Linked DNA regions of Homo sapiens: region 2 is linked to region 1. Evidence: chromatin loops called from intact Hi-C (ENCODE). Cell type or tissue: K562. All regions are shown on one strand. Each heading gives the region's core, and the rest is flanking DNA. Links, peaks and the distances in the headings are about the cores only. Region 1 has its middle 350 kb from the start of MIR4689. Region 2 has its middle 240 kb from the start of MIR4689.

What was found. Hi-C counts contacts between places; a loop is a spot of excess contacts. Peaks named below come from ENCODE experiments on the same cell type or tissue, not always from the same donor. Only the 100,000 strongest peaks of a DNase experiment are listed, where the experiment ranks them.
Region 2: it touches region 1 in a loop (12-fold over the local background); 11 of 110 quality-filtered maps call a loop at or near these places.

The regions. Positions count from the first base shown.
Region 1 is chr1:5,507,329-5,511,714 of GRCh38, forward strand. No RefSeq gene overlaps it. Among named protein-coding and RNA genes, the nearest start is that of MIR4689, 350 kb to the right of the region's middle. In K562, for the core only: a CTCF peak has its summit at 2,727 (motif pointing right); a DNase peak (open chromatin) is centred at 2,753; H3K27me3 peaks cover 891 bases.
Region 2 is chr1:5,618,765-5,623,150 of GRCh38, forward strand. No RefSeq gene overlaps it. Among named protein-coding and RNA genes, the nearest start is that of MIR4689, 240 kb to the right of the region's middle. In K562, for the core only: a CTCF peak has its summit at 2,461; a DNase peak (open chromatin) is centred at 2,437; H3K27me3 peaks cover 1,165 bases.

The sequences.
Region 1 (4,386 bases), core at 258-4,257:
CCCGCCCCCAGGAGTGTGCATCTCTCGGTGGCTAATTCACTCGCATTGATGGATGGATTGCACGGTGTGCTTATTTACAATATTTACACTTAGGGTGAGAGGAACGTTCTGGCATGGAGCCATTTATCTCATTCTTTTTGGAAGCTCTTCCTCTTTTTCGCTAATGGGAGTATCACTCACTAGATAATACCCAGCCTCGCTTGGCCAGCTCAGCAACTTTCCACGAAGAAGGCTCACGCGCTCCACCTAAGCCCGTGCCGCACCAGCCCAGAGTGCGGGGCAGGCATGGCGTCTGTCAGGCAGAACTTGCTGCCCACACCCCACTGCAGGCTCCATGTGGGGTCTGGGTGGCCCCGGTCTCTCACCAGCTCTGGTGGGAGAGTGTTCCGAGCCTGACATTGGGCAGCCCATCCACTCTCTCCACCGTGGGCTTCCCGGGGTTCCATGCCATCATGGTAACTGGTGTTGTCAAGTATCTGTCCCTGCCAGAATCCATGTTAAAATGTAATCCCCAATGTTGGAGGTGGGGCCTGGTGGGAGGTGTTTGGTCATGGAGGTGGATCCCTCCTGAATGGTTTGGTGCCGTCCTCATGGTAGTGAGATCTCCCGAGATCTGGTTGTTTGTCAGTGTGCGGTAGCCAGGTGCGGTGGCTCACTCCTGTAATCCCAGCACTTGGGAGGCCAAGACAGGTGGATTACTTGAGCGCAGGAATTTGAGAACAGCCTGGGCAACATGGCAAAACCCTGTCTCCACCAAAAAAAAATACAAAAATACAAAAATTAGCCAAGCATGGTGGTGCATGCCTGTAGTCCCAGCTACTGGGGAGGCTGAGGTGGAAGGATCACTCACTTGAGCCCAGGAGGTGGAGGCTGCAGTGAGCCACGGTCATGCCACTACACTCCAGCCCAGGTGACAGAGCAGCACTCTGTATCAAAAAAAAATAAGTGTCTGGCACCTCCTCAACTGGCTCTTGTTCTCACTATGTGAGACTCCTGCTCCCCCTTCACCTTCTGCCATGAGTAAAAGCTTCCCAATGCCTCCCCAGAAGCCAAACGGATGCCGGCATCATGCTTCCTGTGAAGCCTGCAGAACTGCGAGCCAATTTAAACTTCCCTTCTTGGTAAATTCCCCAGCCCCAGGCATTTCTTTATAACAATGCAAGAATGGCCTAACCCAGGAACAAAGGGGACCCTGAGGCCGCTGGACAGAACCTGGCCAAGGTGGTGGACAAAGTCAGGGTCAACCTGGGACCACACAGTGGATCTTAGGCTCACTTGCCTCAGGCTTTGATGTCCTGCCTGAATCCTACCTGGGGAACGTGGCCTTGACCTTTGCCTTTTGTGTATTCTGAGACGGGGGCTGGGCAAGGTGCAGTTGGAGGACACAGCAGGACACTCCTTGGATGCCCCCACCTCCCCACCCCTGAGCCCTGCTCTCTGTCCGTTTAGGGTCCTGGCATGGCCATGCACACAGGTGCACCCCTGCCCAAACCACGCCCAAGGTGCCTCAGCACCAACCCAAGACCCTGCCCCAAGAGGGCTGACTCTGCCTGTGACCCAAGGGTATCTGTTTCTCTCCTGGGGCTTCAGTTTCCCCCAGATGAAAGGGGTGAGCTACTTAGTGATTCCCAACCTTGGCTGCACATTGGAATTTCCTGACAAGCTTTTAAAATTCCTGGTGCCTGACCACGCCACTGACGGCGGCATTGCCTCCCCAGGTGGGGACCCAGACCTCTGCATGTTCATGTCTCCCCAGGTGACTCCAACCCCAGCCAGAGGTGAGATCCAGCAACCTGTATCAGCGGTTCTCAGCGTGGGATCCTGGGACAGCAACAGCAGCCAGGTTGACAGGCCAACTCTGCAGCCTCCGCCCCACACCTGCTGAGTCAGAAACTCTGGCTGTGGGTGCAGCAGTCTGGGATTTTACCGGCCCTGCGAGGGATTCAGCCTCCAGCATCCCGGTGCGCTTTCAGCTGTGACCCACCTGAGTGCCGTGCAGACAGTGCTGGGAAGATCCTGGCTCCAGGGCCCACTAAGCTTCACTTGACCCTTAGAGGCCCTGCTCTTCATCTGTGAAGCCCCTAAAGATGCTCTTTCCCAGGCACCTTGTAAGGAAATAAACAAGGTCAAGTCCACCAAGTGCTAAGCATCCCAGGCCTTAGCAGAATCTTTCTCCATGGGTTGACCTCGGTGTTGACAATGTCATCAGGCACCGAACAGGCAGTCACAATTCAGAACCCTGCCCTCTTTTGCTTCTGGAGAAAGATGGAAGGAAAGGAAAGGGTTTTATCAAAGGGAAACAGAGACCAAGGATGAGTGTGTGGTGTCCGACAGGCAGGAGGATGAGGCCAGGAGGGGTGTCTTGGAGACTCCAGCGCATCTGGGCTGCCCCGAAGAGGGTACCTGGAGCGGAGCGACCAGGGGGATTGAGGACAGGGAGAGACAACTTGGGGACGGCAGAAGCTCCTGGAGGTGGGCACCCTGGATGGAGGAGGGAGGAGGGAGGAGGGAGGAGGGTCCACCTGCCTGCCGGCCTGGGGCTCCCTGGGCACGGGACTCTCCTGCACCAGCTCACTGGTAGCACAGACACGCATGGGAAGGGACCCATCCCCAATTCACTGTGATGAGTGCCCCTAAAACGACCCAGCCCGTGCGGTTCTGCGGGGTCACAGGTACAGCCTCCTGGGGTCCCCGAGGACAGGGGAGCCTGCAGTGTGCAGAACTGGCCACCAGGTGGCAGCAACACCGTCTCCCCAGGGGTTACTTTGTTACAACTTCGGGAGGATGGAAGGGAGCAGGTGGTTGCAAGGAAGCAGCCCCAGAGAGCTGGAAGGAGGGTACTCTGCCCTGTGAACCACATCAGGGGACGTCCAGTGAATCCCAGCAGACCCAGAAGCCAGACCCCCAAGTATGCCTGTCCAATCTCTGCCCTACAGCCCAGCATTTTCCCCCAACCCGTTTCTCTCCCCAACCAGGTTTAAGGAAGCTTTGCAAATTCCTCAGGACCTGCAAGTTTCTGAGAACGAAATTTTGTGTTTTTATTCAACGAGTCTAAAATACATCCTGCCAGCTCTAGAGGCAAAAACTTTCGCAGAGGTCATTTACCAGGGAAAACGATCTTCCTCAATAAAGGCCTTTGCTTAATCATTACTCCATAAACTGAACTCTGAGGGCTTCAGAGATATTCTCTAGGGTTCAAGAGGAATGGTTTCCTCCAGAGAGATCCATGCATGTACCCAGGTTTGATAAACATCGGGAAAAAGGCAATCGTCATCATAGCTACCTTTTACTCAGTGCTCACCACGTGGCAGGCTCTCTTCTCCATGGAACCCTCAGAAAGAGCCCGGGAGGTGGGTGCCGGTATCACCTCCACTCTGCAGATGAGCAGACTGAGGAAGGAGAAGCCAGCAATGGCAGGGTGGGGATTTGGGCAGGGCGGCCTGACCCATAGCTCCTTCTTAACCTTGGGACCATACTTCTTCCCTCTGGCATCCTGGGACTCCTGTTCTCACCTTTCTCATCCCCTCCTTCCTCCTCACAAGTGGAACTGGGGTGAGGAGCTCCCTCACTGCACAGATTTCCTTATGGAGAGGCAAGACCTGACTCCAGCCTTGTGCTTACGACTGACCATGGCTTAAAGGGCTCTCCCTGCTGGGGACGCATTTCCTTTCCCTGCTTGGCAGTAGCCATGCAGGGCTGATTAGAGCCTCTGCCAAGGGACCACAGCTAACATGGACATTTGATCTCGCTTCCTCCGGAACATAGAGCAAGCCCACAGCAAGGGTCAGTCATCCTGGCTCCCGAGGAAATGTGCACAGAACAGCTCCTTGGCCAGTGTGCTGCCCAGGACTCCAGAGCACCTGGGAGGTGTCCCCGGCCCAGAGGGGATGGGAAAAGGTGGAGAGAGTGGTGGGACGGAGGGGTCCAGGAGCCTGCAAGCTGAGCACCCTAAAGCCTGGCATATCTGCCCGATGTCGAGGGCCCTGATTTTCATACGGGACTGGCTCCTCCGTGACTCAGGCAGCCTATGAGTCCCCATAAATGTGCCCTGTGTGGAATCCAGGACATAATTGTGCGTCTTAGGCAAACAGGGAGAGCTGAGAGACAGGAAACACGGAGCTGATGGGCCACAGAAGGGAAATGAACAGAGAGAATCAACCCAGCTTGAAACAAAAACACATTCCCAAGAGTGGATCTGCAGACTGGTGTCGCAGTGCAAGGCTGGGTGTTGCCCTTGTGTGCCCACACATCACCCTCCTTCAGGAGTGGCAAAAGCACATGAGGCAGAGGCTGTGTGTGTGCGCATGTGTGTGTGAGAGAGAGAGAGAGGGAAAGAGAGAAATGGAGGGAGGGAGAGAGAGAAAGGAAGATCATCTCTTCAAGCCA
Region 2 (4,386 bases), core at 269-4,268, 110 kb after region 1:
GTGCCTGAGAAGGCACCTTCTGTGCAGAGACTGAAGCAGGATGAAGAAGTGAGCATCTCAGACATCCAGGTCATGAGGGTGCAGGCTGAGGAGCTGTCCCTCCAAAGGCCCTGATGGGGAGGGGGTCCAGATGGCTTGAGAGGCAAGGGAGGGGTCAGTAGGACAGAAGTTGGGCTGAGCAGGGAGGGTTATGAGAGGTGACTCCAAGAGCCGCAGGAGAAGCGGGGTGCTGTGTGGGGTCTTGAGGCCCTTGGAAGGTTTGGGCTTTTCTCTAAGTCAATTGGAGATTTATAAGTTTCCTGCGAATACTGTAACAAATTGCCACAAACCAGATGGCTTAAAATAACAGCAATGTACTGTCATTGTTGTGGAGGCCAGAGGTCCAAACTAAAGTACCGGAAGGCCATGCCCCCCAGGTGGACCTGGGGAAGAATCTTTCTCTGCCTCTGCCAGCTCTGGTGGCTCCAGCAACTCTTGGCCTTCCTGGGCTTGTAGACATCTCACTCCAGGCTCAGCCTTCCTCTTCACGTGGCCTTCTCTCTGCATCTGTGTCTTCTAAAGATGCCAGTTATTAGATTCTGGGCCCACCCTAATCCAGTGTGTTTGTATCTCAATCATGAACTAATTGCATCTATAATGCCCTTATGTCCAAATAAAGTCATATGCTGAGGTTCTATGTAGGGTTAAAAAACTCTTCCATGATACTTGTTAAAGTACAGTAAGGAAGAGTTCACTGAGGACCATTGAGATAGGCACAGGGATCACAGCAATAGGATTTGCAGTGGGAGAAAGAGATTGGGCTCCACTCTGAACACAGCCCAGGCAGGGGAGGATTTATAGCCAAAGAGCAGGGCGGGGTCCATGGATGGAAAACTGCTAAGAGGAAACATTAGAGGTAAGGGGGATTCTGGCTAAACCCACCTAATAGGATTCTTGCTCAAGGCAGGCCAGGGTGACCAGATATTGCTGGGGCATGATGGAGAGTGAGGAACTCCATCAGACATAGTTGAGGTGGTCAGATATCAAGGTGTAGGGGGCTTTTGTTAAACTGACACAGCATGGTTCTTTGCTAAAACTGGATTTTACAAGAAAGTGTACAGAGGGGCCTAGGAGATGGTTCGGGGACCTGGCTAAAGTTTGGTCAAGCAAAGAATCTATGTCGGTGGACATGAATTTGAGAGGGACATTACATTAATCCACTACAGGGAGCCACAGGAGGGCTTTGGGGACAGGCAGGACATGAGCTGACTTGGGTTTTAGAAGGATCCCTCTGGCTGCTGCAGAACAAGCATGGAAGCAGAGAGGCAGAAGTTCAGACACTGCTGCAGTGACCCAGACAAGGGAGGGTGCAGCCTGGGCGGGGCGCTCGCCATGGAAGTGGGAGAAACAGTTGGATTCTAGCACAAACTTGAAGGCAGAAACAAGAAGGCTTGCTAATGTGCGGGACTCCTTCACCTGCTAGCCAGGCTCCCCCAGACCCTCCCCCAGACCCATTTCTGTGCTTTAGTTTCAAATTATCCCCCGCTGCAGCCTGGCCCTCCTCCATGTATATTGTAATGCCCTTAGCCCTGACCCATCTTCAGGCTGCTGTGGTCTGGGAGAGCTATTTCCAGCCACAACGGCCTGTGGCCCACATGGCCCCAACCCCTCACTCTCTTTGGGGTGTGTGTGGTGGTGGTGGGGTGGGGGACAGCTTCTATTGGTCAGGCCAAGGCAAAAAAAAAAAAAAAAAGCGGATGTGACTCTTAAGACTAGATTGAAGTGCTGGTCCCTGAGCCCAGGCCACTGTTGCCTTTTCTGGCATGGTGCAGAGAACAGTCAGTCATAGGTGCACATGGTAGCCCCCTGGTGGGGACAGTGGTCCCTCTGCATCTTCTAAGCCCCCATGGTAGCTTCATTCCTGATACTTCATGTCCCCTAAAGAGTCATGGGGCATAGGGCAGAAAATATTGCATAAAAACGCCTTCCTCTGGGCCCCTTCAAATGTCGCAAACTGTGGAAGATGTGTTCATTAGAGGCCACTAAGGAGCCCTGAATAAGCATAGTTCCTGCCCCACTGCAGAGGGTTTTGATCAGGAGCTGCACCTGGTAAGGAACAGAACGTCCTCTTGAGAAAAACACTGGATTTATTTTAAGGAAAATCAGCTTTAAAGCAATCACTGACACCATGGAGACCATCTGTGTTCCAGAGGTAGGCATAGAGTGATTAGGGGGAGACATAACAGGCAGGACCCCCCCCGAGTAAGGCAGCTTCCTAAATATTCAATCCCGGGGTTCAGGTGAGGACTAGGGAGAGCCTGTTTCATTCCTTCTATTTTGCATGTCTCTCCAGGGTAGACTGAGCCAGATCCTCAATGCTGGGAGCTGACCAGCATGCAGTCAGTGCTGAGGCTGAATTCATTTGATCTGAGCCCAATGTCAAAGCAAGGGGAGAGGGGGCAGCCTTTGGGAGCTGCACTCCCTCTGCTGGGCCACCTAGGGAAATTCAGGAAAGGCCCTCCCACCTCCAACCAACCTCCAACAATGAAAATTCTCTTGCGATTTTCAAGACTCTCAATTAGAACTGAATTTCCTACTTCTAGCCCAGATGTGAGGGCTGAGTGAGGGTGTCTGGAAAATGGGCATCTGAACCTCATCACTCACAGGCTGACGAGGGAGCAGCTCCAGAGACTCAAGAAGTAGCCCCAAGCCAGGCAAGGTGGCTCACGCCTGTAATCCCAGCACTTTGGGCGGCCGAGGTGGGCAGATCACCTGAGGTCAGGAGTTCAAGACCAGCCTGACCAACATGGTGAAACCTCGTCTCTACTAAAAATACAAAAATTAACCGGGCATGGTGGCACCCACCTGTAATCCCAGCTACTCAGGAGGCTGAGGCAGGAAAATCACTTGAACCCAGAAGGTGAAGGTTGCAGTGAGCCAAGATCACGTCACTGCACGTCACTGCACTCCAGCTATATGACTGGAAGAAGAAGTAGCCTTGGGAGAGGATCCTGCAGCAGGTCTCCTGCTATCTTCCACTCTAACGGGAGTGGGGCCACACTTGCTGCCAGGCGGCCTGGCCAAGAATTAGATGCCCTGGCCGAACCCGCTGGGTGTGGGGCATTATGAGCCTCTTCTCTCTGGTACAGCATCCATGGGCATCGTTGGGCAGGGGCCAGGTTCCTCTACAGGTTCTTGGTGATGTACATGTGGGCACAGGCCCTGTTCACCACAAGAACCCAGAGTAGAGATGTTTGTGGTTTCTCATCTCAGCAGACAATGAATTTCAAACCCTGTCTTCACGTCCAGGTCTCTAGGGGAGGCAAAGGACGCCCAGAATCCTCTCATTGCTGTGGACAGTCAAGACCTCACCTAAAAGAATGATACTGACTTTTCCCACATGCTACTTGGGAAGGAAGGGAACAATCATGGTTTTTTGTTTAGTATTTTTTCAGATGTCTGTGACTATATACATATTTGTACCATTTGTCTTAAATTCCTTTTGGAACAAGACTGGGTTTAAATAAATAGCAAAATAATAATATATGCATATAGTTAGAATCATAGGCTACTTATATTTTAATCCTCCTTTCACGTAACATTGTAGCATAAGTGTTTCCCCACATTATTGTAGATTCCCAAGTCTCATTTTTAATAACTGTTATGTTTTTTCAAGGACGGTAATTTACCAAAGTTTTTTCCTGTAGTTGGTCACTTATTTCCAGTGTTCCTGGGTTGTAAATGTTTCAGGGAACATATGGACCAAATTATTAATCGTCAAAGCACTCACATTTCCTGTTTATACAGCCTTGTGCAACAGGGGTTGCAGAATGAGGAGCTGGCATCATCGCTGTCCTTGAGGAATTTGCTATTTATGGGGTGGAGAGAGAGGGTGATACATATTAAACAATGATGGGGCAATGCAACAGCACATATAAATACAGGGAAAGGTGGTGGTGCTAGAAAAGACTTTAAACATACAAATAAAAATATTTTAAATGGTAGTGCCAACCGTAAGTCAAAGCGCGCGTGTGTGTGTGTGTTCCAGAGAAAAAATGTGTGTGTGTATGTGTGTGTGTTTTCCAGAGAAAAATCGAGAGACATTGACTTGTCGTAAACGTTAGTAACAATAGAGCCACTGAAAAGACATTCCTGACCACACTTTGTGGCGTTGCGAGGAACTGGATCCAAGATGCGCTGTTTGTGTTAAGCTTCTGGCAGCCAGGAAGGCCTGGAAGAGACAGAGGAAGATCAGGTGTGGTCCCATGGAGAGAGAAGAGCCAGAGAAACCAAGGCTCTCTCTGCACCTGTGTCTGATCCCCTAAGAAGTTGTCTGACCCGGTGAAGATGGTGGAGGTGTTTATCAGCAGATACAGACTCGCTCCCCTCATGGGGTCCCCACAGTGC